2 separate regions of the Homo sapiens genome follow, and region 2 is linked to region 1. Evidence: read pairs that join two places in POLR2A ChIA-PET (ENCODE). Cell type or tissue: OCI-LY7. All regions are shown on one strand. Links, peaks and the distances in the headings refer to the core of each region. The heading gives the core; the rest is flanking DNA. Region 1 has its middle 25 kb from the start of ARID1B. Region 2 overlaps ARID1B (AT-rich interaction domain 1B).

The links. Peaks named below come from ENCODE experiments on the same cell type or tissue, not always from the same donor. Only the 100,000 strongest peaks of a DNase experiment are listed, where the experiment ranks them.
Region 2: POLR2A ChIA-PET joins it to region 1 with 10 read pairs; 5 of 35 experiments call an interaction of 5 or more read pairs at or near these places.

The regions. Positions count from the first base shown.
Region 1 is chr6:156,744,647-156,760,678 of GRCh38, reverse strand. No RefSeq gene overlaps it. Among named protein-coding and RNA genes, the nearest start is that of ARID1B, 25 kb to the left of the region's middle. RefSeq lists enhancers at 7,551-7,650, 7,841-7,910 and a silencer at 10,978-11,178. In OCI-LY7, for the core only: CTCF peaks have their summits at 7,746 and 7,948; DNase peaks (open chromatin) are centred at 5,298, 6,818, 7,698, 8,298 and 1 weaker place; H3K4me3 peaks cover 2,431 bases; H3K27ac peaks cover 4,548 bases.
Region 2 is chr6:156,932,891-156,948,922 of GRCh38, reverse strand. It overlaps ARID1B (AT-rich interaction domain 1B), which reads right to left. Exons shown (of 20, transcript NM_001374828.1): 4 at 13,347-13,457. Among named protein-coding and RNA genes, the nearest start is that of MIR4466, 160 kb to the right of the region's middle. RefSeq lists enhancers at 2,234-2,961, 2,962-3,690, 6,391-6,892 and a silencer at 4,174-4,468. In OCI-LY7, for the core only: CTCF peaks have their summits at 6,272 and 6,473 (motif pointing left); a DNase peak (open chromatin) is centred at 6,442.

The DNA of each region.
Region 1 (16,032 bases), core at 4,295-12,294:
CCTGGGAGGCGGAAGTTGTGGTAAGCCGAGGTCATGCCACTGTACTCCAGCCTGGGCAACAGAGCAAGATTCTGTCTCAGAAAAAAAAAAACAAACAAACAAACTGAAAATACAAAAGAGAGGTTAGGAGGCCTGGAGGACAGAATGAGAAGTACAAAATAACTATACTTTTATTGGCATTCCAGAAATACAACTGTAGTGACATTCAAAGAAACAATGGGGGAAGAGTAATACTGTAACAGTTCATGTATTGTATAGCTGCTCCAGACAGAAAACTGAAAATTATGCACAGGGAAATTATTAGAATTAACAAGAGAATTTAGCTGGATAGATGCAAAATAGACATACATTTTTCTGGAAATGAGTATTTTTTCTTCTGAGTTTTTAATTTTATTGGCATAAAGTTGATTAAAGCATTCTCTTAACCTTTTAATTTCTGCTGCATCTGAACTTATGACACTTTTGTCAGTTTAACAATATTTATTTTTGCCTTTTCTTCTTTTGTTTTTTTGAGTAGTCTTACCAGATATCTACTTTTTTAGACTTTTCAAAGAGCAGTATTTTGGATTCCTTGAGCATTTCTATTATTTATGTGTTTCCTATTTAATTGACTTCTGTTTAATTGATCTATTATTTATATGGTGGTTATTTATTTGGTTTCTGCTCTCATCTCTATAGCAGTCTTCATCCTACTTTTTTGTGATTTTTTTTTCTGTTATTCTTTAACACTCAAGTTTGAAAACACAGCTACTTAATTTTCAGCCTTTAAGCATCAAGTCTATAAATTTCTCAAAAAGTACCATTTTTCTACGTCCCTTAGTATAGCTGTGTATATAAGTGAGATGGTAGATAAGAACATACTTATAAAAACAAACAAGAGTAGAATACATAAGGGTACTTAGGACTTAACACTAATACATCACGTCACACACAAAAACCAACTCTATGTGTATTAATGAGCTATATGTGAAATACAACCCTACAGAAACTTTAGAAGTTAGTCTGGGAGAATACTCATCTGAACTTAGGGATGTAAACATTTTCTTAGACAGGAAACAAAAATTGAAATCCACAAAGGAAAAATTGACAAATTGGCCTACATTTAAAATGAAAACATCTATTTATCAAAAGACACTCTAATGAGAATGAAATGACCAGCCACAGACTAGGATGAGATATTTGCTAAATGTGTAATTGTCAAGGGATTAGTCTCCTAAACATGTAAAGAATTCTTACAAATCAATAAAAAAGACATCTATTTTCACCAAAGAGTCAAAATAATTACACAAGTGTTTTATAGATGTACAAAATGTCACTCACTCATTAGCAATCAGGAAAATACAAATTAATTCTGCTATGAAGTACTGTTACACATCCACAAAGTTTGCAAAAATGGAAACCTGACACTACTGTGCGTTGAATGGGATGTGAAGCAAGACAATTTCTCATATATTGTTGATGGAAGTGTAAATTAATTGTCACTCTGGAGACCAATTTTGCTATGTGAAAATGCACATACATACTCTATGACCTAGCAATTCCACTCCTAGGTGTAAACTCTAGAGAAACTGTCCTGTTCCAGGAGGCATTTATGAAAATGCTTAAAGCAGCACTATTCTTTTATTTTTATTTTTACTTTTATGTTTTGGAGACAGAGTCTCACTCTGTTGCCCAGGCTGGAGTGTAGTGGCATGATCTCTGCTCACTGCAACCTCTGCCTTCCGGATTCAAGTGATTCTCCTGCCTTAGTCTCCCGAGTAGGTGGGCTTACAGGTGCATGCCACCACGCCTGGCAAATTTTTGTATTTTTAGTAGAGATGGGGATATTTAGTAGAGACCATGTTGGCCAGGCTGTCTCAAACTCCTGACCTCAAGTGACCTGCCTGCCTTGGCCTCCCAAAGTGCTGGGATTACAGGCATGAGCCACCGCGCCCAGCCCAAGCAGCACTATTCTTACTAATAAAAAAACTAGAAGCAAATCTATGTCCATTGACAACAGAATGAATAAAATATGGGTGACAGAATACTATATAGTAATGAGTATGAATAAATTACACCTGTGTCCATCAATGCACGAGAATCTGAAGAACATAATTTTGAGTGGAGAAAACAAAGAAAAACACAGCTTTAGTCAAATGATATACAGTTTAAAACATGCATAACTATATTTCTTTGTGAAACTACAAGGAAATGATAACTATCGAATTTAGGATTATAATGGTCTCCAGAATGGAAACCAGCGGGTCTAGGGAGGCGGACAAGGAATTCAAAAGCAATGGTGTGGCTTTGGCACTCTTTTCCTACACTTGAGGGCGAGGACATAGGGGTTGTACTATTATTCATTTTTTGTTTTTTCCATTATACTTTATACCTTACATATTTTTAAAATATTGTTTTGTATCTTCTCAGTATTTATTAAAAACAATTAAAAAAATAAAATGCTAAAGAGTGACACTTTTCCAAAATTGAAAAAGGACATAAATCCTCAGATTGTTGAAGTGCCCCCAGGCCCTTGCAGGTTAAATAAAAACAAATTCAAAACTAGACATATGAGAGTGGAACTGCAGAGCACCAAAGACACAGAAAAGACAGGGGGTAAAATAGGCTACCTTCAAAGGAAAACGTTCAATTCTGTACAACAGTGACACACCCCAGAAGTGACATAACAATTCTAGGTGCTGAAAGGAGGGAAAACCCCTGGATAGAATTCTTTTTTTTTTTTTTTTCTGGGACAGAGTCTTGCTGTATCACCAGGCTGGAGTACAGTGGGGCGATCTCTGCTCACTGCAACCTCTGCCTCCTGGGCTCAAGCAATTCTCCTGCCTGAGCCTCCTGAGTAGCTCGGACGACAGGCACACGCCACTATGCCCAGCTAATTTTTGTATTTTTAGTAGAGACAGGGTTTCACCATGTTAGCCAGGATGGACTCAATCTTTTGACCTCATGATCCACCTGCCTCGGCCTCCCAAAGTGCTGGGATTACAGGCATGAGCCACTGTGCCTGGCCAAGGGAGGAAAACCCCAGGATAGAATTCTTTATCCAGCCGCTTTATTCAAGAGTGAGGGCTAAATGATCACCCTATTAGAATTCACCATTAACAGACCTTCACTGGAAGAACTACAAATAAACAGTCATGTGTCGCTTAATGATGGGCATACATTCTGAGAAATGCATCGTTAGGCACTTCCATCTTTGTGTGAACATCATAGAGTGCACTTACACAAAGCTACACAGCATAGCCTACTCCACACCTAGGCTGTGTGGGACAGCCTGTTGCTCCTAGGTTACACACCTGTACACCATGTGACTGTGCTGAACACTACAGGCAACTGGAACACAATGCTAAGTATTTTGTGTATCTAAACATAGGAAAGATGACAGCAAAAATACAATTTAAAAGATTTTAAAATGATTCACCTGTATAAGGCACTTACCATGAATGGAGCTTGCAGGACTGGCAGTTGCTTGGATGAGTGAGTGAGTGAGTGGGGAGTGTCTGTGAAGGCCTACGACTTTACCGTATGCTACTGTAGACTTTATCAACACTGGACACTGAGGCTGCATTCAATTCATTCATTTCTTCAATAATAAATTAATCTTAGCTTACTGTAACCTTTTCACTTTATAATCTTAATTAAAAAAAACTTTTAGACCTTCTTTCCTTCCTTCCTTTTTCTTTCTTTCCCTCTCTCTTCTCTCCCTCCCTTCCATCCTCCCTTCTTTCCCTCCCTCCTTCCCTCTCTCCCTCCCTCCGTCCCTCCGTCTGTTCGTTTTCTTTCTTTCTTCTTTCTTTCCTTTTCATTTTTTCCTCTCTTCCCTCCCTCCCTTCCTTGCGTCCTCCCTTCCCTCCCTCCCTCTTTCTTTCCTTCCTTCCTTCCTTCTTCCTTTCTTTCTTTCTCTTTCTTTCTTTCTTTCTCTCTCTCTCTTTCTCTCTTTCTTTCTTTCCCTCTCTCTCTTCCCTCCCTCCCTTCTGTCCTCCCTTTCCTTCCTTCCTTCCTTCTTTTCTTCCTTCCTTCCTCTCCTTCTCCTTCTCCTTCTCTTTCTCTCTCTCTCTCTTTTGCTTGGATGGGTACAGTGACTCACACTTGTAATCCCAGCACTTTGGGAGGCCAAGGTGGGTGGATCACCTGAGGTCAGGAGTTCGAGACCCGCCTGGTCAACATGGTGAAACCCTGTCTCTACTAAAAATAAAACAATTTAGCCAGTCATGGTGGCATGCGCCTGTAATCCCAGCTACTTGGGAGGCTGAGGCAGAAGAATTGTTTGAACCTGGGAGGTGGAGGTTGTAGTGAGCCGCGGTTGTGCCATTGCACTTCAGCCTGGGTGACAGAGCAAGACTCTGTCTCAAAAAAAAAAAAAAAAAATTCTTGCTCAGTTGCCCAGGCTGGAGTCCAGTGCTGCACTCATAGCTCACTACAGCCTCGAAATCTAGGGCTCAAGTGATTCTCCCACCTCAGCCTCCCAAGTAACTGGGACTACAGACACGTGCCATCAGGCCCAGCTCATTTTAAAATTGTTTTTAGAGACTGGAGGTTCTCACTTTATTGCCCCAGCTGGTCTTGAACTCCTGGCTTAAAGCCATCCTCCCTTCTCAGCCTCCCAAAGCACTGGAATTACAGGCATGAGCCATTGTGCCTGGCCTTTTTTGACTCTTCTGATAACACTTGAAACATGAACACAGTAAAGAGCTGTTCAAAAATATTTTCTTTCTTTATATGTGTATTCTATAAGCTTTTTTCTTTTCGTTTTTTTTTTTGATACAAGTTCTCACTCTTGTTTCAAAAAACGTGATACAATGTATCAAAAAACAACCTACAATAGTGATGTCTTGTCTGGAGTGCAGCAGGGCTTTTATGGTTCACTGCAGCCTTGAACTCCGGGACTCAAACAATCCTCTGGGCCGGGCACAGTGGCTCACGCCTGTAATCCCAACACTTTGAGAGGCTGAGGCGAGCGGATCACTTGAAGTCAGGAGTTTGAGATCAGCATGTCCAACATGGTGAAACCCCATCTCTACCAAAAATACAAAAAAAAAAAAAAAAATTAGCTGGATGTGGTGGTATGCACCCATAATCCCAGCTACTCGGGAGACTGAGGCAGGAGAATTGCTTGAACCCAGGAGGCAGAAGTTGCAATGAGCTGAGATCGCACCACTGCACCCCAGCCTGGGTGACAGAGCGAGACTCCGTCTCAAAAAAAAAACCCAAAACAAACCAAAACAAAACAAAAAAAGCAATCCTCCAGTTTCAGTTTCCTGATTAGCTGGGACTACAGGTGTGTGTCACCACACCTGGCTAATTTTTAACTTTTTTTGTAGAGACGAGGTCTTGCTTTGTTGCCCAAAGCTGGTCTTAAACTCCTGGCCTCAAGCCATCCTCCCACTTTGGCATCCCAAAGCACTAGGAATCCAGAGGTGAGCCACTGCACCTGGCCAAGCTTCCTTTCGTTACTTTTTTAAAACACTTTTAAAATGTTGGCCAGGCGCAGTGGCTCATGCTGGTAATCCCAGCACTTTGGGAGGCCAAGGCAGGTGGATCACCTGAGGTCGGGAGTTCGAGACCAGCCTGACCAATATGGAGAAACCCCATCCCTGGTAAAAATTCAAAATTAGCTGGTGTGGTGGTGCATGCCCGTAATTCCAGCTACTTGGGAGGCTGAGGCAGAAGAATTGCTTGAGCCCAGGAGGAGTAGGTTGCAGTGAGTCGAGATCATGCCATTGCACTCCAGCCTGGGCAACAAGAGCGAAACTCCATCTCAAAACGAAAACAAAAACAACAAACAAACAAACAAAAACACCTTTTAAAATATTGTTAAAAGCCAAGATACAAAGACATACACTAGCCTAGGCCCAGACAGGGTCAGGATCATCTACATCACTGTCTTACCTCCACATCTTGTCCCACTGGAAGGTCTTCAGGGGCAGTAACACACATGGAGCTATCATCTCCTGTGATTACAATGCTTTCTTCTGGATACCTCCTGAAGGGCCTGCCTGAGGCTGTTTTACAGTTAACTTTTTAAAAAATAACTAGAAGGCGTGCACTCTAGAATAATGATAACAAGTATAATATAGTAAATATAAAAGCCAGTCACATGTACTGTATATAATTGTATGTGCCATACTTTTATATGACTAGCAGCTCAGTAGGTTTGCTTACACTACAAACAAGTGAGTGATGCATTGCATTATGATATTACAGCAGCTGTGATATCACATGGGCATTTTTCAGCTCCATCACGATCTATGGGACCATTGTCATATGCGCAGTCCATCATTACGTGCTGCATGACTGTACTTGATCAATAAGGAAAAGGGACCCGGAAGAGAGATGGGAAAAATAAGGAGAAATGGTAAGCAAAGGAATTAAATAAACAGGTCAGGCACAGTGGCTCACACCTATAATCCCAGCACTTTGGGAGGTCAAGACAGGCGGATCACTTGAGGTCAGGAGTTTGGGAGCAGCCTGGCCAACACAGTGAAACCCATCTCTACTAAAAATGCAAAAATTAGCTTTGTGTGGTGGTGCATGCCTGTGGTCCCAGCTACTTGGGAGGCTGAGGCAGGAGAATCACTTGAACCTGTGAAGCAGAGATTGCAGTGAGCTGAGATCACACCACTGCACTCCAGCCTAGGTGACAGAGCAATATTTTGTCTCAAAAAATAAAAATAAATAAAAATTTTTTAAAATCTTTTTGAGTCAAGGTCTCACTCTTACCCAGGCTAGAATGCAGTAGTACAATCACAGCTCACTGCAGCCTCAAACTGCTGGGCTAAAGGGTTCCTCCCACCTCAGCCTACCAAATAGCTGAGACTGCAGGTACATGCCGCCATCCCCGGCTAATTTTGTAAAATTTTTTTGTAGAGACATACGATCTCACTGTGTTTTGCAGCCTGGATTTAAACTTCTGGCCTCAAGCAATCCTCTTGCTTCAGCCTCCCTCGTTGCTGGGATTACAGGTGTGAGCCCCTGCACCTAGTTCAGCAAACATGACTCGTAAAACAAAAAAAGCTGAGTTTGGCCCAAGTTTTGTGGGATCTAAAGCTTTAATAGTTTGGCGGGGGAGTGGGGGGGGGTGCTTTTTAAAGAAAGGAATACCAAATTATTAATAAATACTTAGGTACAAAAGTTTAGATTTACTGAGAATAAAAATAAAAATCACGACAATTTAAGTTGTAGTTAAGTGCCTCAAAACATCACAAAATCCGGGACTAAAATACAAGCTTCAATTATTTTATTATAACCAATCCCTTTCTTTTTTATACATTTTATTCCTTACATTTTTTGGCTATATATTCTTTGATCACCTCTTAATGTGACAATAATTTCTAAGTATCATCTTCTATTTTAAAAAAGTAGAGAGATAAGTCTGTCTTGTAAGGATAGATTAGTCTTCTAACACAGTAGGTCAATATTTGTGGTTTGTTGGTTTGTTTGTTTTTAGAGATGCGATCTTACTATATTGCCTAGGCTAGAATGCAGTGGCTAGTCACAGGTGTGACTGTGGCACACTACAGCCCCCAACTCCTGGTGTCAAATGATCCTCTTTGCCTCAGCTCCCGAAGTAGCAAAATTTATTTGTTTTTAATCAGTCATAGTTGAGAAAAGTTTATTTTAGCTTCACAATTTGTTATTGGTAGTCGAGGGGAATCCTCAGACATAACTTCAGCCCTTTGATCTCACAGTCACAGCAAGCTGGTCAAGGTCGACTGGGTTTTACCACACCCAGTATCCCTGCCACCCTCGGCCTTGCCAGGGCTGTTGTCAGGGGCAGAGCGTGTGCCAAAGGGACCATGAAGCCCGGTCACATGGCCCTGGGGCTGGGAGTAGAGCCGTGTCGCAGAATGTTTTCCTTGGGGAAGAGGCTGATGTCCTAAGGTTCAAGTTGTCACTGGGGCCTGGTACCCAACCCCCATGCTGCAGCTCCAGGACTACCACTAGGGTGAGCAGAGTGACCTCCAGGCTGGCAGAGCTGCCTTCCTCTAACTCTCCTGGGGCTACTTCTTCTTCCCGGACCTTGGAAGTGTCTTTGCAGACTAGGGAGCTGAAACTGAAATATCAGCTCCAAGGTAAATCAGACTTTTGCAGGGAATATGGAAAACAACTTTCATAACAGCAGCAATAATAGTAACAATGGTTAGAGGAACAACTGTTTCCCGCTCATATGTCCATAGAGAGGAGAAAAGGTCTACTCTAATCTCCTCAAGTGATAATATGAGAACACTGTGCACTTCTTTCTGCCTCCTCAACCATTCTTCCACCAGGCAGGAGGACTGCAAAGTTTAGAAGAAAGGCCTCAACGTGCTTGGCTCAGCCCCTACTGTTTTCTCTCCTTCAGAGCTGCATCTCCCAGAGAAGCTGCATTCTTGTCTGCGTGGTCTGTGCAAACAGCCTTATTGGGGACACTTGTTGTTGTCCCACTCTGCCATCAGGCATGAAGCCCATTTAATTCAGGAATACAGTATCAGCAAGCTCATCTGTCCACAGATCTAAAATCTCTCTCTGCAATCAGACCTACCTGAAATAAAGCTAACATTGTATTTTGATTTTCAACTCTCATTCTTGCCTGTTTCCACCCTTATTTCTCCATATGAATTCTAATTTCAAGACAGGAAGATAAGTTCTGTATATGAGATACCCTACAACTCTAATAATAAAGGCTAATTTAGAGAGATTTTCAAAAACTGGTAAAACTAACAAATTAGAGAACAATAACATGGGGAGAGAGAAAATGGAGCTACTGTTGAGCTTTAGCTTTTTTAAAAATTAAGCATGACATACTCAAAATTTAAGGGTAACTTCTAAAAGGAATAAAATACGTGTCTTTCAAAACACTGGAGGAGGAAAAAAAGGCAACAAACTCAAGAAATGCAGTAGAGAGCAGGAAAAAGTAAAAACCCAAATAATAAGAAAAAATATGGTAACTAGAAAACATAAAATAAGATGATAGAAATAAATCCAATATAAGGAATCCTCATAAATGTAAACATGAAACCACCTGTTACAAATCAGAGATTATCTGAATTGAAATACAAATTTTATCTATGTTTTATGCTCTCATGTTCTTCAGAAACATAAAATACAATGATTCTTAAAATTTGAAGTAAACTTATTGAAAAATATTTCAGGTAAGTACTAAACAAATAAAGGTAATGAAACAATACCAATTATATGAAATAGAATTTAAGGCAATAATGTTAGGTATAAAAAGTCATTATTGACTAATAAAAAGAAGAGTTATCAAGAAAATAAAACAATCCTGAACTTGTTTGCACCCAACAATATAGCCACAAAAATATATAAAGATAAACAATGATAGATAAACTAAAAGAAATTGTTAAATTCCCCAATCATGGTAGGTTTTTGTTTTGGTTTTGTTTTTTGCATGGCTGATACAGAGTAGTTTTATTCTTTTTTTAAAAATTCCGGGATACATGTGCAGGATGTGCAGGTTTGCTACATAGGTAAACGTGTGCCATGGTGTTTTGCTTAATACCATCACCTAGGTATTAAGCCCAGCATGCATTAACTAATTTTCCTAATGCTCTCCCTCCCGCCATCCCACATGGTAGATATTTTTAACACATCCCTCTCAGAAACTGACATAGCAAGCCAATGAATAACTAGGAAATATAAAATGTCTTGAACAACACAATTAATAAGCACATTCTAGTGGACATATACAGAATCCTGCCCCCAATAATTAGAGGAAACAGATAATTAGTAGAGTGACCACAGTCTAGACACAACAAATACATCAACAAATACAAGCAGGCCAGGCACAGTAGTGCACACCTGTAATCCCAGCATTTTGGGAGACCAAGGCTGGCAGATCGTTTGAGCTCAGGAGTTCAAAACCAGCTTGGACAACATGGTAAAAACCCTATGTCTACAAAAAATGCAAAAACATTAGCCGGGTGTGGTGGTGCGGGCCTGTAGTCTCAGCTACTCAGAAGGCTGAGGCTGGAGGATCACTTGAGCCTGAGAGGTTGAGGCTGCAGTAAGCTGAGATCGTCCCACCGCACTCCAGCCTGGGCGGCAAAGTGAGACCCTGTCTCAAAACAAACAAGCAAACAAACAAACAAACGAACGAACAAAACCCAAATACCAACGTATTCACTTCCTACAGAGCACACTTCATATTACATACAATGCAATGTAGTCAGAAATGTAAAAACCAAAAAAATAGTTTAGAAATTCTATCATTTTAGCCAGGCGCAGTGGCTCACGCCTCTAATCCCAGCACTTTGGGAGGCCGAGGCGGGCAGATCATGAGGTCACGAGTTTGAGACCAGCCTGACCAACATGGCGAAACTCCGTCTCCACTAAAAATACAAAAATTAGCCGGGCGTGGTGGCGGGCGCCTGTAGTTCCAGCTACTCGGGAGGCTGAGGCCGGAGAATGGCGCGAACCCGGGAGGCGGAGCTTGCAGTGAGCCCAGATCGCGCCACTGCACTCCAGCCTGGGCGACAGAGCCAGACTAGTCTCAAAAAAAAAAAAAAAAAAAAAAAGAAAGAAGAAAAAAAAAAAGAAATTCTATCATTCTAGAAACCAAAAGCACTTCAAAATAGATACTTACATAGATATATAGATGGGTAAACTATATGAAAAGGCAATTCGATCGATAAATAAAAGATGACGAGATCGTACTATAAAACCAACGTCGGCTGGGCGCGGTGGCTCACGCCTGTAATCCCAGCACTTTGGGAGACCGAGGCAGACGGATCGCAAGGTCAGGAGATCCAGACCATCCTGGCTAACACAGTGAAACCCCGTCTCTACTAAAAATACAAAAAAATTAGCTGGGCGTGGTGGCAGAAGCCTGTAGTCCCAGCTACTCCGGAGGCTGAGGCAGGAGAATGGCGTGAACCCAGGAGGCGGAGCTTGCAGTGAGCAGAGATCGCGCCACTGCACTCCAGCCTGAGCGACAAAAAAAAAAAAAAAAAAAAAAAAAAAAAAGCCTACAATCCACTAGTACTTTTATTTGTTGTCTTGTTTTTATTTTACTTACTTTGATATTGTTAATCCATTTAGTATTTGTTTTGTTATATGGTAGGAATCTAAATTTTTCCTCCTCCAAACGGTTAACCAAATGTCTCAACCTTTATTGAATATGTCATCCTTTATTTCCTGATACAAAATGCTCTCTGTAGAAAAACCTAAATTCTCTTATGTCCATGGATCATTTTTAATTCTCAGTTATGCGATGTTGATCTATACATCTATTTTTCTACCAATTCCATTGCTTTAATTATTCTAGCTTTTGAATAGTGTATAATAACTGATACGGTATATTCTTCCTGATAAAATTTTTAAAAGATTCTTTTCCATAAATAAATACAAGTTCACCATTTAAGATGAGTTTTAGAGTAATTTTGTTTTGTTTTATTGAATATTTTAGAGACAGGATCTTGCTTTGTAAGTTAGGCTGGAGTGCAATGACAACATCATAACTCACTGCAGCCTTGAGCTTCTGTGCTCAAGCAATCCTCCTGCTTCAGCCTCCTGAGCAACTAGTACTACAGGTGCATGGCACTTTGTTTGGCTAATTTTTAAATTTTTTGTAGAGACAGGGTCTCACTATGTTGCCCAGGCTGGTCTTGAACTCTTGGCCTCAAGAGAGCCCTGTACCTCAGTCTCCTAAAGCTACTGGATTACAGACATGAGTCACTGTGCCTGGCCTTTAGAATGCTTTTAATGTTCCAACAAAACAAACAAAAACACATAAATCCACCACAATTGAGACTTTGATTTGAATTTCATTATACTTTTGGACTCATTTGCAAATATTTAACACTTTTTATTATTGACTCTTCCCATTAATATTTAATATCATATTTCTTCTTATTTTCAAATGAAGTCACTTTGATCTTTTTGCTGAGATGTTAGCAGACCCTTGAAATTAAGTCATGAAGTCTCTTGTACATGTCAATCATTTTGTTGAGAATGAGAAAGTCATAAAAGCGGCCTTTGCCTTCACTATGCTTACATTCCACAAAAGATAATGAAGCTCTAGGGGGTTGACATAAAGTCAAGTAAAACAGAAATAAAACTCCCCATACTTTATTACTATAAATACACTGTTCTGTACTTGAATTCTGCAAAGTTGGCTGAGAGGACAAGTGACAATAAGAGCAGAATGGGATTGATCTGGAGTGGTAAAGGAGATGGTGAAAGGCATTGCAGATGGCAGAAATGGCATTTGGATTAGAGAAAGCAAATCACGAAGCAAATTCGCATGTGCTCTAGGCTAGCAAAGATCATGTGAATATACAATTATCTTTTAAAAGAGGAATGAGGGAGAAGGAAACCAATTGCTAGAAAACCTTTCAAGATGAAACATCAATATAGGTTTTATGTGAGCAAAAATTTAGACCTATTGTGTCTTCTAAAAATGAGTCTGAAATAGAAATGATGCTTAAAAAAGATATTCCTGCTGCAATGGACAAATTTGGAGTAAGGAGGTAGTTAATAGTCTGGTTAGGGAATTGGTGCAATACTTTAATATGGAATTTAATTTATTTACTCAATACTTTTCATAGAATATTACTCACTATGTGCCTAGCACTGTGTTAGCATTAAAATGACATTGTTTGCATCTGAAATCTATTTTTACAGTCTTCACAACAGATGTCTAATGACACCACTTATAAAGAGGGGGAGACATACCCCAGGTACTTCTGTACTTTGTTCAACAGAAATTTAACTGCCCAAGTGGATGCGTGATTGATGTTACTCAATGATTAATGCAGCAAACTCCCTACTTTACCCGCTGCAGCAGAAATCTCCGTTTAAGCCCTTGGGATATGTAAGTGCCTCATTTCTTAAGAAACTACAGTGAGATTAGGGAGAGAGGAAGGCTTCACAAAGCAATTAGGAAGAGGGCAGTTTAATCCATCCTCCTCCTTATTGCAAAGCAGCTTTAACCAAGGTATTGCCTACTAAAATAAACTTTAATCTACAAAGGAGTTTGCAAGAAAATTTGATCAAATAGGAAAATAAGAGGAATAAATAAAACAGCTATTGGGACAACCTATTTCTCTGCTGTTTTATTTCTTTCAATGTACTGAGACTGATAGCAGAAAATCTCATTGAAATAAGCATTTCTAAGTGCATCACAGTTGCTTTTCAGTCTGCAAAAGCCACTCTCCTGTAGCATGAATATTTTATTTTTTTCTCACCATATAACTGACATCTACATGATGTGAAGCAAAATACTTTGGGTTCTTGTTGTTGCTGCTTTTTAGAATTGGAAGAGTTATTTGGAAATAGGTCTACCCCACAAAAGAGAGCTTAAAAATGTTCGTTTCTTTTTGTGCCATTAATTCCTCTCTGCCTTCCCTTACTTGTAATTAATGGCTGTTAAGTGAGACTGTATGAGAGGAAATAAAAAAGTGCTGCATGTAAGTGTAGGGTTTTTTTTTTTCTTTTAATAAAAGCACATTTAACTTTTGTTTTTAAAGCCCACTTTGGCCCTCAGACCCAGTGATGCTAATTTTCTGAGCATCCTCTCTGACCTCAGAGGCATCTTTCTCTCTTTAGTCAAGTGTTAAACAAGAGCCTCTCCACCAGGAATGCCACGGGGGAGAAATGAAAAAAAAAAAAGGGACTGATAATATTCCTACTCTAGTTCCTAAAAGCGCATATATTGTGGTTCCCAGAAGACTGAGAGACATTGAAACCAAATATTGAATCTAGGTAAAAATGACTTTCACCATAAGCTATAAATTATATAAAAAATTATACATGCTTATGGCAACAAACAAGCAAACAAAGAAACCCAACAGAACAACAACAACCACAAAACCAGAAAAAAAGAAAAGAAATGGTATGTGATAGAACAATGTATAAAGCAAAAGTACTTCTCACTCTTCAACTCCTCAGTAAAACATTTATTTATTTTAGACAAATAGGGTTATATTATATATTGTTTTCCAGCTTGCTTTTTTTTGCACAAAACAATTTATCTTGGACATCTTTCTCTACCAGTACATATAGCTCCATCTCCTCCCTTTAAGCAGAGATATCCGTGACATAGAAGACACGAGATCCTGACTGCTGGACCTTCAGCTGGGTTTTGGTTATTTACAAAACAATGTTGCTGGGTGCGGTGGCTCATGCCTGTAATCCCAGCACTTGGGAGGCTGAGGTGGGCAGATCACTTGAGGTCAGGAGTTCAAGATCAGCCTGACCAACATGGTGAAACCCCATCTCCACTAAAAATACAAAAATTAGCCCAGCGTGGTGATGGACACCTGTAATCCCAGCTACTCAGGAGGCTGAGACAGGAGAATTGCTTGAACCTGGGAGGCAGAGGTTGTAGTGAGCTGAGATCACCCCATTGTACTCCAGCCTGGGCGACAAGAGTGAAATTCCATTTCAAAAAAAAAAAAAAAACCAATGTGATGATTATGCTTGTTCATGTGTAAAAAACCATAGGATAAATTTCTAAATGGAACTGGAAGATCAAAAGATGTGTTATTTCAATTTAAAAGTAAAATTTATAGGTTAACGTTTAATACATCCTGCCAAATTGCTCTGGAAGGAGGTTTTATCAACTTGCACTCCTAGTAATGGTACCAGAGAGGGCAGATTTCCCACTTGCAACAAATGTTTTCATCACTGGCAATATGAAAGAGGAAAATTCATTTCTCAATTTTAGAAATTTTCATATCTTCAATTATAAATGAGTTTGAACTTTGCATATTTTTATTGGTCAGGTTTTTTTCCCTACAAACAAAACTATCTATTATTTTTAAATTGACTTGTTTACCTTTTAATTAATGTGTAAGAACATTTGGATATTAAGGAAATTAACACCTTGTCATACAAATAAAAAATGTTTTCTCAAGAATGTATAATAAATAATCCATTTAAAAGAATAGTCCTAGTTTTATCAGTAGACTCCTTATCCAGGAGAAATTTGATTTAAAATCATTCCTATTTAAATCTTTCATTACAGAAACTGGATTTAATCAATTTTTCCAAAGAAAATGCATTCTTCTATTTGATGTAATCTTAAAATAGTTGTTTGATGTAACTTTAATACATAGTCATTACCTCCAAGATAGATTTATATTCAGAAAGAAGAAAAAAATTCGGAAAGAACAATGAAAAGTCAAAGAATAACGATGACCATCTTCATGTCTCATGAAACCTTTAGAATAAAATAAATTAAGAATATAAGACATAGAACATTCATGGAGATTTCAAGCTTTGCTCAGAACTTTGTTCTTAATTACTTTGCCAATTTTTTTCTTTATCATTTCTATGGCAATGTCCTCTTTAGAGGACATATTCCAAATTCCCTCTTTACTCACATCCTCTTTTCCAAATTATCTCACATATCTTCTGAAATGTTGTATTTTTTGAGGGCACCAAAGTTTGACTTAAAAGTTAATCACCATTAGATTCCATACACAATTCTATAGGAAGGTCATTGCCAAAGACTCAGATCACTGTACACACAGTTTATCAGCAGCTATGTCTTCACCTTGACTTAACTAATGCTCACAAAAGTCTTATCTCTGAAACAGTTTGAGTAGGAAAATTAGTGACAATAATGCTGGATGAAATAGCCTAAATACTAAATGCTGGTTTATGTGAAATGAAATTCTTTAATTTTTCTAAATCTCTGAGAATCACATCATTCTATGATTTAACCCCTAAAATTCTATGAACTTATGAGTCTAGGATTTTATATGGAAGTAACTATTTAACTATGTTTACAAACCACTGTTTCAGGTTCCAAATTGTTTTAGATGCTCAATGGCTTATTTTTTTTAAAACCATTAATTAGGTAATTAGTGGACTAATTTAAGAAATAAATAATTCCTCAAACCAAACAGGCTAGACAATTGCAGTCATAGTAATAAAGTAACTAAATTAAAATCAAATATAATTAAATATATTACAGAGAAAGTAATACGTTGCTAGGCTAGCATTTTTAGTTTATTTATTTTTTTCTTTTTTTTTCAGATGGAGTCTTGCTCTGTCCCCCAGGCTGGAGTGCAATGGCACAATCTCAGCTCG
Region 2 (16,032 bases), core at 5,116-13,115, 190 kb before region 1:
TTATATGTGCTGAAAGTATGAATTCTGCAACTATAGGTACGTGGTTCTCTGAAGATAAAATGAAAAAAGATGTTAAAGTATTTTCAGTAACCAGTATCCCAAAAGTAGATATTTTCTGTTGAGGATTTCTTTTCTTATTCCTGAATGTGTTATGGGAAAGAACAGACATTAATAAGCCAGTGAAATAATTTGATTTTTTATTTATTTTTCTTTACATCTAATATAAAATCTTAGACATTAGACACAATAAATGATTACTAAACATAACTGAATTTTTCTGCATCATTGAGATGTGGAAAAGACAAGATACTGTGTCTTAATTGAGGATGTCAACATTTAGGCATGCTGGCTAAAGAAAGGCATAAATGCAGCAACTATGGGGCTGGGCACTGTGGCTCACATCTGCAATTCCAGCACTTGGGCGGGCGGCAGAGGTGGGAGGACCACATGAGGCCAGGAGTTCAACACCAGCCTGGCAACAGAGTGAGACACCCTCCACCCCCACCACCCACTGCCCCCCCATCTCTATAAGAAATTTAAAAATTAGCCAGGCGTGGTGGCACACGCCTATAGTTCCAGCTACTCGAGAGGCTGAGGTGGGAGGCTGAGTCTAGGCGTTCAAGGCTATGATCATGCCCTTGCACTCCAGCGTAGGTGACAGAGCAAGACTCTGTCTCAAAAACATATTAAATAGAAATAAATAAATAAATGCAGCAACTATGAAAAGCAAACACATTTGGGGAAATTTGACCACATTTGTATTTATTCAAGAATACCCCTAACTTTAATCAAAATTAGCAAAATAGTTTTTTTATTTAAAAGGAGAGACTGTTTTAGCTTTGAAAAAGCTCACAGGACACCATGGTGGCACCATGCTCAGGAGCAGGTGCCTGAAGGAGCTGCTGTCATGACTGGAACAAGCTCCAGACAGACCACTATTCCACCACTGTTCAGCTGTCCTGCCATTCTGGAGTCTCTGTTTTCGTAGCTGGAAATTACAGCTCAAAAATAATCCAAATCAAATTAAATATATAAAAATACATGCATGTTAAGAAATCATTAATTTTAATTTTTCTTGTTTCATTAATTGCCCTTGGCAACTGTAATATGTTTCATCTTTAGCTTATACAAAAAGAATTTTTTAAACAAATTAAGCCAAAAGTTTTTCCCTTCATCCCTAAAGCAAAACCTTTGCTCTTTTCTTTGTCATTTCCTGGAGTAAAATGACAGGCCTTTTTAAAAATGAAGAAAAAATAGGGGGAGGGGCTTGATTTTTTTTTTTTTTTTAAATTAGCCCTTCAGAGTTCAGAGTAATCTTTCTAAAGTCCCATTTCCTCTGCTAGGATCCAAATGTACAAGAAACTCCTGGTGCTCAACGTGGTAACCCATTTCTACAAAATAAAAGGGGATATCTTTCAAAATAGCATGTTAAAGCAAGGTTCCCTGCACCATCGCCCCATACTCACACGCCCTACATCTGCAAAAAAGAAAAAAACAAGTAAAGGCATTAAATTTGTAGACTATGCCATACATACCTATATCCCCAAAAAGTTTCAGAGAAGGAGGAATTAATAATGAGACAAATTAAACTAAGAAATATTCCTCCAAAATGAACTAAAGTAAGAATGTAGCCCAAATCATTCAAAAGTATATATCAAACAAAGAAATACAAAGTAACTTGTCTTTACCCAAGGAAAGGAACCTATTTGGATAGAAATTTACTGCACTATCCTAAAAGCAAAGAAAATAAGACTAGCCTGAGTCCCAACTGAACTACAGAGTTTCAATTTTTATCTTGGGACTGTGCTCTTGCCCTAGTCCCAGTTACAGTTAGAGACACTCTGGGATGATGTGTGGAGTTGTTTATACACAGTCTGCTACAATACCCTTCAAATCATCTCCAAAAATTTAAATGAAATGCAAAGTTATAGCCAATGCCATCAATATTTCAACATCAATTCTAATTTATGACAATGTTTTACTTCTATAAAGAACTATATAAGAAATAAGGCTTTAGTAGCAAAGATGAGTGAGTTGCTTCCTTTTAGATGTTACAGGATTTGAGCAGTTATTCAGGACTTGCTTTACTCTCATAAAAATCTCTGGGCATTCCTTTCTCTTCCCACCACCGTTTCCCTGTGTTTGTCAGCAACGCCACCAACACATCCTGGTCACACAGATTAAAAACCTCAAAAGCATCTATCCTCCTTCCCTCCCTCCCTCCCTCTATTCCAACAATTTTCTTCCTCTGCACTCCCACTGCCACCACAATTTCACAGCATCGCTGAGCTAACACTCTCAAGTTGTGTCCCTGCTCCAGGGTCATGACAGCATTTCGAAAATGAAGTTTTGCATATGTTAAAAGGGCGTTACAATGCGCTTAGTAACCTGAAAGCTCTAGACTTTCGAAATACTATAGAAGAATGGAGTGGGCTTTAGGCAGGCACATAGATGTCAGGAAGCCCTGTCTTTAAAATTCACACACCTCTATCTTGGACACTCACTAATGGGCATATTTATTTATTTATTTATTATTTATTTTTTATTTTTTGAGATGGAGTCTCACTCTGTCGCCCAGACTGGAGTGCAATGGCACAATCTCGGCTCACGGCAACCTCCACCTCCCAGGTTCAAGCAATTCTCTTGCCTCAGCCTCCCGAGCAGCTGGGATAACAGGCGTGCACTGCCATGCCCGGCGAACATTTTTTTTTTTTTTTTTCGTATTTTTAGTAGAGACGGGGTTTCACCATGTTGGCCAGGCTGGTCTTGAACTCCTGACCTCAAGTGGTCTGCCCGCCTTGGCCTCCTGAAGTGCTGGGATTAAAGGCATGAGCCACCACGCCTGGCCCATTATTCTTCTTTTACTAGCAGTTTCTAGTGTCCATTAACTAATATTTTCACCTTTGTCGTTGTTGAGACAGGGTCTTGCTCTGTTGCCCAGGCTGGAGTACAGTGACGTGATCACTGCTCACTGCAGCCTCCATCTCTCAGGCTCAAGCCATCCTCCCACATCGGCCTCACAAAGTAGTTCAGACCACAGGCATGCCCTACCACACCCAGGTAATTTTTGTATTTTTAGTGAAGATGGGGTTTCACCATGTTGGCCAGGCCGGTCTCAAGCTCCTAGGCTCAAGAAATCTGCCCACTCATGGCTTTCCAAAGTGCTGGGCCACCATGCCCAGACACTATTTTCATTTATATACAACCAGACTTTCAAAAATAGTGTCCAATGAATGAAGTGTCATATTACCATTCTAAAGCCAAACTTTTTCCGGGTACAGCATAATTCCAAAAGACCAACTACACATTTTCCCCAGGTGTGGACTGACTCACTGCACAGCTCAACCACCCATGCCCATGGGGAAAAGAAAGACTCAGGGAGATCCCTACCTACGCAAGTCAGGAAATTCTAAAAACAGGAAAGAATCTGCAGGCACAGGTGCCAGGAGGCCGCAGCACACTCGGTGGTCCCCAGGCTCACTGTGGCCTGCTTTAGAGAGGACATCTGCCTGAGGAGCGGACATGGCTTCTGCCACTGCCTCAGTGCATACCATTTTGTGCTCTGACAGAAAGAGCAGTGAGAAAACAAGTAAAAATGAGAACTGTAACACACCACTCTACCCAGATCAAAACCAGTGAGCTCTAAACACTCACAAAAAAAAAAAAAAAAAAAAAAAAAAAAAAAAAAAGCCGGATGCGGGGGCTCACACCGGTCATCCCAGTACTTTGGGTGGCAGAGGCGGGCGGATCACAAGGTCAGGAGATCAAGACCATCCTGGCTAACATGGTGAAACCCCGTCTCTACTAAAAAAAAAAAAAAATATACAAAAAAATTAGCCCGACTTGGTGGCAAGTGCCTGTAGTCCCAGCTACTCGGGAGGCTGAGGCAGGAGAATGGCAGGAACCTGGGAGGCAGAGGTTGCAGTGAGCCGAGATCGAGCCACTACACTCCAGCCTGGGCGACACAGCGAGACTCCGTCTCAAAAAAAAAAAAAAAGGAAAAGAAAAAGAAGAAGAAGAAGAAAAAGCTTGCAGGGGATGCAGGAGGCATTCTCCAGGAAAACAGCTTGGGTTTCATTAAAGACGAACAGTGGTTTTTCATGTCTCTGGGTTGCTACTACTTCCATTCATGTCAATCTCGGTTTAAAAAGCATAGTGTGTTTATGAATGACTTTTTAGTATAACAAATGTAAACCTGAGGTTTGGAGGTGAAGGGAGGCCTCAGATACATGCCCTTAGGGCCTTCCTTCCCCCACCAAGAAATGAAAAGCAACTGCCACATGATCAACTTGGTTCAGAAAACCATCCGGTTGGCATTAGCCTTTGCATTACAAAGATTTCGGCGTCCTGCAGCTTTTTCATTTATTTGGTTGGCTGGTTGGTTGTTCTGCCTCCCCCTTCCCTTTCCCATGAAGTTTTTTCCTTTTCCCTAGACTTCCCTATATGCAACGACATCACGGCTCCCAAACTGATCATACAGGAGAGGAAGGAGGACCTCTGGAATCTCTAGGATGAACAAGAAGAGGGAGACCACAGGAAGGTCTGCGGCTCTCCAATGGCCTGCATAGTAAGATTATATACTCAGTAAGGCAACCCCAAATCCCTCAATAAGTTCAAGTGTCCCTGCTACAAAAGCAAATGGCATCGGAGAATGGAAGAGAGGCCACCAAGCAGCACACAGGAGCCGTTTCTGAAGATTTCAATGTACCCGCACTTTACTCACTCCACTGACTTTTTCCCAAATGCAAAGGGCCCGTTTTTATCAGTGCTTTTTCTCATACACTAACAAAGATGGCTTTTAATGTAAAATTTTGGAGCTAGAAGGTGCTAGAGTTTCCTAAATCTAACTTACTCATTTTTCAAAGAAACAGAAGCTCTGAGAAATGACGTGTATTGCTCAAGGCCAGAACCTTAGCTGAGAGTCTGCCCTGTTGGCATTCAGTGTGGCGATTAGAATAGGTCTCCCAGCCAAAACATATTATTTTATAAAAACAGTAAAGCAATTGTTTCTTCCATACAAGTCATTATAAGCTGTTTATTTTCATTTTTGTGAGGAGGAAAAAAGGCAAGTAATATAAACTACTTTCAAATCACAATTTTTACAATGACCCGATGGTAAATAAAATTGTAGTTAAATATTTATTTCATTTCAGTCTAATAATCAGGTTAAATCAAGAGCTCTAAAAAATTAGCTATTAGTAAGTGAGTGCTAAAAATGATATACGTAATTTTAGAATATTCTCACATGCAATGAACACGTACCATATGCACAGATGCATGCATACAGACAGCAACAAATACAAACCTGTGCACTGAAAAATGTAAATGGTATCTCAATCACGAACCAAGTAGAAAGATGTGCACACCATGATCTAAAATTGGGTACAATTTCGGTCCTGTGGAAAGAGACAATCGTACCAACATGCTTTTTTTTTTTTTTTAAAGAATGCATTATGAAGAAAAGTAGTTGAGAAAGCTTAGTCACTTTTTTGTGGCTTACAGCTTTTTTCTCCTCTTTTATTCCAGGCTTAAACAAAGTTCAGTGGGGCATCAAAATGCCTGTTTTAAATTACAGTCTATATTTTAAAATAGAATGCACGCACGGCATGTTCCTGAAGCTAGGGGGTGGGAGTGTTATTCACGGAAAATTGAAGGCTTGTTGAGTCAATAATCTTCTTTCACACAGTAACAATTTTCCGCTAAAATTTCTTGACCCAAACAAAGGAAAACAAGACCATTCAGTTATTTTACAACAATTTAGAGAAGGCAAAAGAAAAAGATGAGAAAACAAGAGAGACACCTCTAAAATCCTACATTGTGAGGGAAGAATGGGAAATTTTGGCTCAGGTAGAACCTTCTCTACATGTATTTATTTCCTCTCCTAAACTGACAGTTAACATTAAAAATTGTTACTTCCAGTCCCAAAGAAACATAAAAGCAAATAACCAGTCTACAAATGCTACTATGAGCTCCTGCTGGTTATATATCCCTTGTTATATAAAACAGATGTGTGCCTTCAGAGTTACCTGCGAAGTGAAAATCTGTAAATTAAAAGCTATTTCCCACCTAACTTGGATAATATAAAGTAGAATGCATTCAACGCCTCACACTGGCCATTGCCTGCAGGAGCTGGAGGCAGCAGATCCCAATGCCCAGGAGAAGCAATAGGAGGAGGAGGATGGGTGGGTGAAGATGGTGGCATCTAGCCCAACATGGCAGGCACTGCCATGCCAAAACCAGAAGTGCAGGCTAGGGTGAGAAGAGGGACCTCAGAACATTAGAGTCATGTGTTTTTTTTTTTTTCTTTTTAGCATAAAAAATAAAAAGTTACACTTGCAGGAGCTGCAGTCCTGCCCTGGCCTCTGCACCATTGTGGAGCTCCTTGTAAGCTCTGCTCTAGGTGGCTCTAGACTCCCTGAGACCCACTCTGGCTCCCCCTTCTGCTGGCCTGAGGCCCATGGGGTCCACGCTGCCTCTGTGGCCCAGGCATCCAGACCACAGAAGAGCTCCGTGGCCTCACAGAGGTCACTGGAAGAGCTGCAAGCTGGTCAAAGCCTGCCCATCCCTCACTTGTTATGGCAAAATTTGTATGCTGACTTTTCTATTAGCCAGGAATATCTGCATTTATCATCTCTTACTTAATGAGCCTCATTTATCAACTATAGATCATCCTTATCCTTCTATTATCAAAACCAATATCCTGCAAATCAGTTATGCTTCAGCCTCTCTTAATCTCCAATTTTGTCTAGTGTCTATTTTTTTATAGTACTCCTTCATACTCCTTCATTAATTTTTTAGGAACTAATTGACACTCCTATAAAATGGGTTGAAATTCATTTCCCCCATATTTTAAATGGAAATCTTCAGAATACTATATGAAAAAGTTTTCAGGGGCATGCTTAGTTGAAATGTATTTTAAAAAATTAAACAAATTCTTAAAATTAAAACATTACCACTAAGCAAATATCTCAGCTATGACGAATTCAGAATTTTATTTTAACGGGAACTGAGTATGTCAACTTAGAAACACTTTGCACACAAACATCTGAATTATTTAAAAGCAAACTATAGTTCTTTCTCAATATTAATTTATTCAGACTTTCCATTATATTTAGCCTGTTTTTTCCTGGAAGAATTCCAAACTGTTAAGGTTTTATTGAATTTTCATTTACAGAACAAATATTTAAATGGAAGATTGTTTTGAAAGAAGGAGACAGACATACCTTCCTGCTTCCTACCTTGTTCAAGTTCAAGCATTATCCTCTATTTTCAAAATGACTATCAATATCATGAAAATATCCTAGGGAATAAAATCACAGGATATCACATCCTAAAGAAATAATCCATTTTGGAAAATAAACATCTGTCAGAGTCACTATCATATTTTCTAAATTCAGGTTTTCCAGCAAGGTCCTGAAATGCTCTTAATCTTAATCCAAAAATAACTGATATCTCCAGATAGAACAGACCAGTGATGAAAATTATGTTCAAGAACTTGATGAATCCTAAGAAGCTGAAGTATTGCATGTTCCCTTTAAAACTTCCCCAAGACATCAAAATGCATCTGTACCTTTGGTTTTGAAACGATGCAGATGATAAGGTATGCCTGTAGCTGTTCTGGGGGACAGGGCACCATCCTTCAGAGAACCTCCTCTTCCTCCCTGGCACAGGAGGCTTCCATTTTATAAAGTATTTTCTCTGAAACTCTAAAACTCAACATAGCCTAATAACATTTTGAGAATACTGATAATAAACAGCTTAAGTCTTCAGCAACACACAGGCATCATCCATGCCTGAACACTGAGATAAGCCTGATGACAGATATGGGTTTTCCTTCATTAACTTATAATTTTTTTAATGTTCATAAGGATTTGAGAAGGATCAATCAACGGAAGACAGCTCCACTCTTAACCTTTTAATGACAACCATTTAAATCAACCTCAAATAAAAAGGTTTCAAAATACTTCATTCAATAGCCATACACCTAATTCTTACCTGGTAGATTTTAACTTTTGCCAAAACCTGCCAGCTCACAGGTTCAGATGGTCTTAGCAATTTACATTTCTAGCTGGGTTGGACTGAGAACTAGCAAAAAGCTGAACCCAGTTAAAAAGCTTTTCCCGGTAGTTTCCAATCATTCACAGTATTATCAAATCTACATGCTTAGAACATCCATATGAATGTCAGCAATATTCAAACATGCTTCCAAAACACATGACCTTTTGCCACTAACCAACGTAAGTGTCATTAAAGATTAAGAAACAAAAACCAACACAAACAGAGTATTCTTCTTGAATTAAAGGCAGAACGCTGCATGCTCTGCGGCTAATAGCCAAGCCCCAAGAATATTCTTGGTAATAAAAGTTTTCCAACCATTCTCTTTCAGGCTTCCAATATCCTGTTTAACACCCTCTATTTCAAAGAACGACCAGCATTTACTACCTCCTTCCTTTCACAAAGAGCCAAAAAACATATGTTTTATCTAAAGCCCAATATTTCCGTCTAATTGCAAACTCAACAAAAGTGCCATAAGCACTATTCAACACATTCAGGGATTTTTAGTTAACTCAGAAAGATCAAACCGTTTTCATGCCAACCTCTTTAGATATTTCCTATTTAAGGAAGAAAGGGTCACAAAGAGGTTTTTAATGACCTGATGAGCCTTCTAGAACAGCCAATATTTATAGAAATATTTCACAAAGTCCTAACAAAGCAGTCCATTTTCAAACGCTCTTAGAGTATGACTGCCAAACTGATTGTATTCCAAACTGATTGTATTCTATATCTTAGGTAAACAGAATAATGAACCTCCTATCTGAAATACAAAGCTAGCAGCATGCCTCTCTGAAGAATAAAACAAATTAGTTATTTTTAAACTGAGGAATATTAACAACTCTTCAGATCCCTGGAGGGAAAAGCACTATAAGAAAGTGCTTATATAGTGTTTTATAAGAAAATAAAACTTTTTCCTTTTTCATGTTTACTTCCCTTTATACATGTTTACGAATATTTTATTAACTACCCATCTGTAATATAATTACTGAACTTATGATTACCATTTCTGTCAATTAATTTTTTATAAGTAAAAAAGATGTATTACTAAGAACAGAATGCTTTTAGGGTATTTTTAGCTTAATTATCCAAAGTGTCCACTTCTTTTCCTAAAGCTATGGTTACCAAAGTAAATCCAAATGTCACTTGGTAAAATAGAATCATTTTAAGAATAACACCCACCTGGCGATGCAGACATCCACCCATTTAATCACTCAGCAGCACCAGCACAGAGAGCACAGGTGCCCCGAGAGCCATTCAATGCCACCTAACAGATCCCTTAGCAATTAAAAGAAAATTCTGAAAATGAGGAAATAATTTATTTTAAAATAATTTTTATAGAAATTTTTGAGGAAAATATTTACTGAATAGGACATAATAAATACCATGAAAAGCTTCTAGTGAAATAGGGGAGCGAAGACAATGTTCAGGATAACTATAATAAAAGGATAAATAATAAATGCCACAAGAGGTGAAAATTTAACAGAACACTCAACAAAAAGTGTATTAAATCATATTTGAGGGCTATCTTGGAATATAAATTGAGGGATATCCAATGTTTATGAAACAAGAAAATAAGTAACTGACAGCATCTTTTAGACATTCCACTGTGTCTTTAGCTTAAATGCTAGGTTTATTTCATACCAATATTAGAGGTCGTGAAAGCTAAATGTGCTCAAATTTTAAGTGATAATAGTCTAAGAAAGAGAGCTCTTCAATGTTAAGATTTATCAATAACAGTAATACCAAGGATGTATAAACTAATACAACTAAACAGGGAAATGCTGTACGACTAAGAGGTATAGAAATAAGTGGACGATATTAAGGAGGATTTGTTCAGTGCTTAGGTCTGAGTCCACTAAGCAAAAAGTAAATATGACTGGTCATGGCTCCAAGATAACGAGAGAACAAGTTATTAATTTATCAATCATTTGCCTTCTGCAGATGATGTGAAGGTCTATCTAAGTTAGCTGGAAAACATAACTGCATTGCCTACTGAAGGTCATCAAGAATTTAATGGCATGCAAATATAGAAAAACAGGTTCACACAACAGTGAGGACAACTTGCTGAGGGATCAAAGTATAGATGTAGCATAAAGATATTGGAAATGCCTTGATTTCTTATAATGCAAAGTTGTTACATTGTAACAAACATGCTAAAGAAAAATCTACTTAGGATACAGGTAGAAAATATCACATGCAGAAACATTACAAACCTATCTGTAAGCAAAAAGACTAAGAAATTACTACTTGAGAGGCATTCTTGTCATCGTCATTACATAAAATGAACAGAATAATTACACATTAGAATCACTATGTTGCATTTCATAAATGGTACAGATAACACAATATACTTAATTCCAAATTACAAAACTACAGGTTTCAAATATCATGGATTGACTGTAGGTGAAAAGACAAAATTTATATCCCTGACACCTGAAAAGGAAAACCATAGCACAACAGTAAATCTACAAAGGATCCAACAGCAAATTCAGATGTGATAACAAATACAGCTTCATGGGCTCTCCAGAATCAACCCAGCCAAGTTAGAGGACTACAGTATCTAATAAAAGTAACATTGTAAAATACAGACTATTAGAGCCGTAACAGAGTATCAACAAATCATTCCCTGAAACCACAATGACCTTAGCTGTGTGCAACTTATTATAAGTATCCACATAAATTAAAATATTTGTAAGCCCCATACAGAAAGTTTTTACACATGCAAAGCCCTCGTGGAAAAAAAAAAAAGTGGTGCAATAAATTTCATTTAACTACAGCCAAATTTCATCCTAACAGATTGGGGGTTTTAGGTGTAGCAGGTTATCTTACAGTTTGTCCTTTATTCAGTAACTGAATCTTCTACATACTTAACATAAAACCTGGAAACTCTGCTCTCTAAAGATTATTGAAATGTGTTTGAAGTACTATTGAGTCAACCAGCATCTTATTTATCTGTGAGTTACAAAAACGGAAAGAAAATACCAATTGGGGTATTTCATTAAAAAAAAAACTTACATTATGGACAACTTTAAATACTTTTGGGAAGTAGGCAAGATAAAGGTTAAGGAAGATAGCTGTTATACATACATAACAAGACAGAAATAGAACAATTCAGAAAACATTTAAACAGTTGATGACTATATTCGTTCATCTCCTAAATGCCTTCATCCACTCTTCCAGCAATCAACTTAAAAGCTCCTATCCCAGACCAAACTCTTCAGTCAGTTATCTGAAACTACAATACTTCATGCCATCCCTAATAACACTGTAGAGTTAGCTGAATGTCAACCATCCAATCCAACACAGATCCATGGCAAAAGGCACGCACTAGTGAGTGATGCTGAAGTTTCTGAGTAGATATGAAGAAAGCAGTTTACCACAAACTATTTTTATAGCTATGCAGAAAATCTGCATCCATTTATGACAAATTTACCAACCTGTGTCACAGTACAAAATCATCAGCCAATGACAAATCTACAAGGTCGAACCTCTCCAAAACCACTAAAAAACTGCTGAAAAAAGTGGAATTCACTGTTTACCTGCTTCCCATGCATCTATTTAAATTTCATAGAACCACAAAAGCTAATTTCCAAATACTTGGCAAATGTAGTATTTATCGACAGCATGCATGCCTCTGTCTCTCTCCTTCTCTCTCTCTCACACACGTACACACTACATGCTTACCAAGCTGCGAACTATCTGCTACAGAAAGTTTAGCAGCATACAACACAAAATCCATTACCTATTTCCCTCCTTCAAAACCAAATACCTAGACAACAAATACATTAACACTACTAAAGGGGGGGGGAAAAACACCACAATAAGATTTCACCCTCTCTCACATAAAAGTAAAAGGTATAAAAATTAGAGTTTCAAAAATATATCCATCAGATTCAAAGACAGTAGACATCCTGTGGTCATCACTTACCTTCTCTAAATCTGCATATACATTAAAATGTATATGGTATGGTACGCATGTCAAATGTCATGTTTAACATTCACTACAAATGTCTGTTCTCAAATGTTTAGAAGTAATAAATCTAAGTTAATGCAAACATAGTTGAAATTCCAATTAAAATCATGGCTATACTGAATTCCCATCTTAAAACAAACCTTCTCCATAGAAACTAGGCAATGACAACAATTCTTCAAATAAATGTAAAAATATTTATTGGTATAGATTTATTCTTTTTTTTTTTTTTTTTTTTGAGATGGAGTCTCGCTCTGTTTCCCAGACTGGAGTGCAGTGGTGCAATCTCGGCTCACTGCAACCTCCGCCTCCTGGGTTCAAGTGATTCTCCTGCCTCAGCCTCCTGCAGATTTATTCTTTTAGTTAATAAAGAAGACTTCCTTTAAATTAGGTTCTCTATAAAAGAAGGCAAATTAAGTAGATATGAACTATTTATGAGCATCAACATGATACCCCATATAATAGCCACTACTCTTATAAATAGAAACCCCAATCACCATATACTATTTATTGGTGGAAATAAACAGCTTTGTCAATTTTTTTTTTTTTTTTTTTGAGATGAAGTTTCGCTCTTGTTGCCCAGGCTGAAGTGCAATGGCGTGATCTCGGCTCACCACAACCTCTGCCTCCTGGGTTCAAGCGATTCTCCTGCCTCAGCATTCCGAGTAGCTGGGATTACAGGCAGGCACCACCACACCTGGCTAATTTTGTATTTTTAGTAGAGATAGGGTTTCTCCATGTTGGTCAGGCTGGTCTTGAACTCCCGACCTCAAGTGATCCGCCCACCTTGGCCTCCCAAAGAGCTGGGATTACAGGCGTGAGCCACCGCGTCTGGCCTCAAATTTCAAACTACCTTCTTTTGGGTGATTTCTCATTACATAAATAGAAAGTCCTAGAAGAAATTCAAATTACTATCAGGTATTTTATCTCATCATTTGTATCCTTTGCAAAGTGCAAATTTCTTTTAAGTTTTGACTCCTCTAAGGACACCTCTGTTCTGTATCGCTGCCAAAAAGCAACAGCCTAAAGAAAGCTCAACTGTACAACAGCAATAACCACCTGCACACAAAATCGACCAGCCGCATAAAACCTTCCAACTGATGTCTACACTCTGCAACAGAGATATATACACATGAAATAGACTTATCCAGGACTACAGAGCTCCTAAAAGGTAAACCTTGAAAAATTGACCACAAAATAAACCTGAAGTCTAGAAACTTCTCAATCATGTCATAATATAAAGTAGAACAAACAAAAACAACAGCTCTTTCTAAAAGTCTTTAACTCATTACATTTCCAAATCAGCACAATAATGTCTTACTGGTAAACTTGATGGTCTTTCTTGCTGTATTAAGTTCAAGTCTTCATGGTTAGGTTTTCCGGGGGCCAGAGGAGGTTGAGATCTAGTTCCATAGCCTTCCTGAGACATGTCCTAAAAAAAAACACAAACACAAAGCACTTCATAAATATCTCAATGAGTTATAAGCTTCTTCAGTAACTAAAATTAAACAAAAGCTTGGCTGGGCACAGTGGCTCATGCCTGTAATCCCAGCACTTCGGGAGATCAAGGCAGGCAGATCGCTTGAGCCCAGGAGTTCAAGACCAGCCTGGGCAATGTAGGGAGACTCCATCTCTACAAAAATAATAAAAAATTAGCCGAGTGTGGTGGTGCAGCTACTTGGGAGGCTGAGGTGGGAGGATAGCTTGAGCCTGGAGGTGGAGGCTGCAGTGAACTTTGACTGCACCGCTGCACTCCAGCCTGGGTGACAGAGCGAGACCCTGTGTCAAACAAAACAGAACAAAACAAAACAAAAGCTTATCACAACCAACAACTGTTACATTTTAGCAGGCATATAAATATGTTATGGCTATAATTTAATACATTATCAGAAGCAAAAATTTTAAAAAGCAGTGAATAACAGCAGAAATATAAACTATATATATATATATATATATATATATATATATATATATATATATATATAATTAACAACTAAATTTATTATGAGACCATACCAAGTACTGTATTTGAGTTTTGCAGGAAGAAGACTAGTTCATAAAAACAGGGAGGGAGGTCAGCTGTAGCCAAACCAAACTGTCTTTAAACCCAGAGTGAACCCAGAGCAAACCAAAAGCTCCCTGGATTGTTGAATTCCGATTTTGGTCAAACTGCCTTTAATATTACCTCAAAAAGTTGAAATAACTAACGAAAACCTTACTATCAACTATATCTTAACAGGTCCTCTCAATTACCCACATAACAGCGTAAATCGTTATTAAGCTCATAGGATCCTGAGGTTTCTATAAAACCAATAAACACGCATATATAGAACTCCATATGTTCATGGGGCATAGTTTTCAGAGAACCATCATAAAGAATAAAACAACAGTGGGGAACAAAACACACCCAAAAAACCTGAATAGGCACAATAAACTTATAATTAACACGGCCTTTCTGGCATCTTGTCAAACACTCTTCCAAGAGGTATTCTGCATGGTTTCAGCATTGTGCTGAAATAATTAGCATATATAACCCAAATACCACACCACACCACATTTACTGTATACCAGATCTCTAGCTACCTGTGTATGCTCAGCTACTAAACATTCTACCATCGTTTCCCCCTGAAGTCAAACAGCAGGACAGAATTGTTAAATACTTATTATAGCATGTCTCAATTGGCACTGAAAGTTGAAGAACCAGTTTCTAATTGAAGAGAAAAAAAGAATGGAAAATATTGCTTTAAAATAAAATTATCTCCCTTCCCTTGTCAGTTCAAATATGTGTTGGTATTAAAGAAACATCATATACAAGTTCTACTTCTGTTAAGTCCCTGGAATATTGCTTTAAAAATTAATGTTTATTACTTGAAATCCTATAAAAAGCTTCTGCTGTCCCACCCCTTTCTTGCACACTTAAAATTACATGGCTTCTTAAGCCAGGAAACTTTGGAGCAATAGCTGGTACCACCAAGTACACAAGCTGTACAAACTGGATTTAACCAGCCTAGTGTTGGTGCGACCTGCTTTTCAACACGCTCTGAAATACAGGAGCGTGCCAATAATTCCAGCTTTTCACATGTAGCCCTTCTTCCCTTTAAATACATCTCCACCAAAAAAACAAACAAACAAAAAACAAACAAAAAAAGCCTCAGATATTTAACCTCTACTAGTAATGTACCCAGTTCATATCATATTTTTCTAAGAGAATTCAATGCTATTTGTCTAGGTTTTTATTTGATAACAATAAGGTGAGAGTAAGCACAGGCAATCCAAGGACACTTACAGAGTGGCTCTGCAATCTGGTTGCCAGCAGAGGGTGACAATTAAGCTTGTGGGGCACAAAAGCAAAGGCTGAAAGATTATGACCACTCTCCCCACCACCTTCCCCCTCAAACACCACGTTTCTTCCAGATTCTAGATTTCCACTTGTCACACAGACTTCCCGCTGGGTGCCCTGCAGGTTCCTTTCCATAAACAGCATGGATTTCAAATCAAGCAGGGCACAAGGCCTCTATTCAGGGGCCTTCACCCTGTTACAAAAAAGCACAAAGGTGCAGGACAGCCTCACAATGGGCAAACAAATGAGCAGGCCCCGCCTCCTCCTCCAACACACGTGCACACAGTGTCTGCCCAATGCCTACTTTTTTTTTTTTAAAGTAAACTTCAGCTAGGAAATAGTAACAGGCTCAAAAGTCCTATGCATATTACCCTTTTATGTTTCTTTTTATTTTCTCTTCTTCGCTCAATGAACTGCTTTCTAAAGAGGCTGAAAAAGATCATTACAACTATAGTGGATAAACATTTCAATTTAGACATCGTCCCCCTAAAATAAGCAACACAGACTAACAGACTATGAAAGCTATCAGAAAAATGTATTGTGGCCTTATATTTCACTCTTTAAGGCTTTAAAAGTTCAAAATAATTAGATGCCACCAAAATCTCAAATACTATTCCTAACCACAAGAAGCTTTCAGCTATTAAGTACAGTTGGAAATAAAATCAAA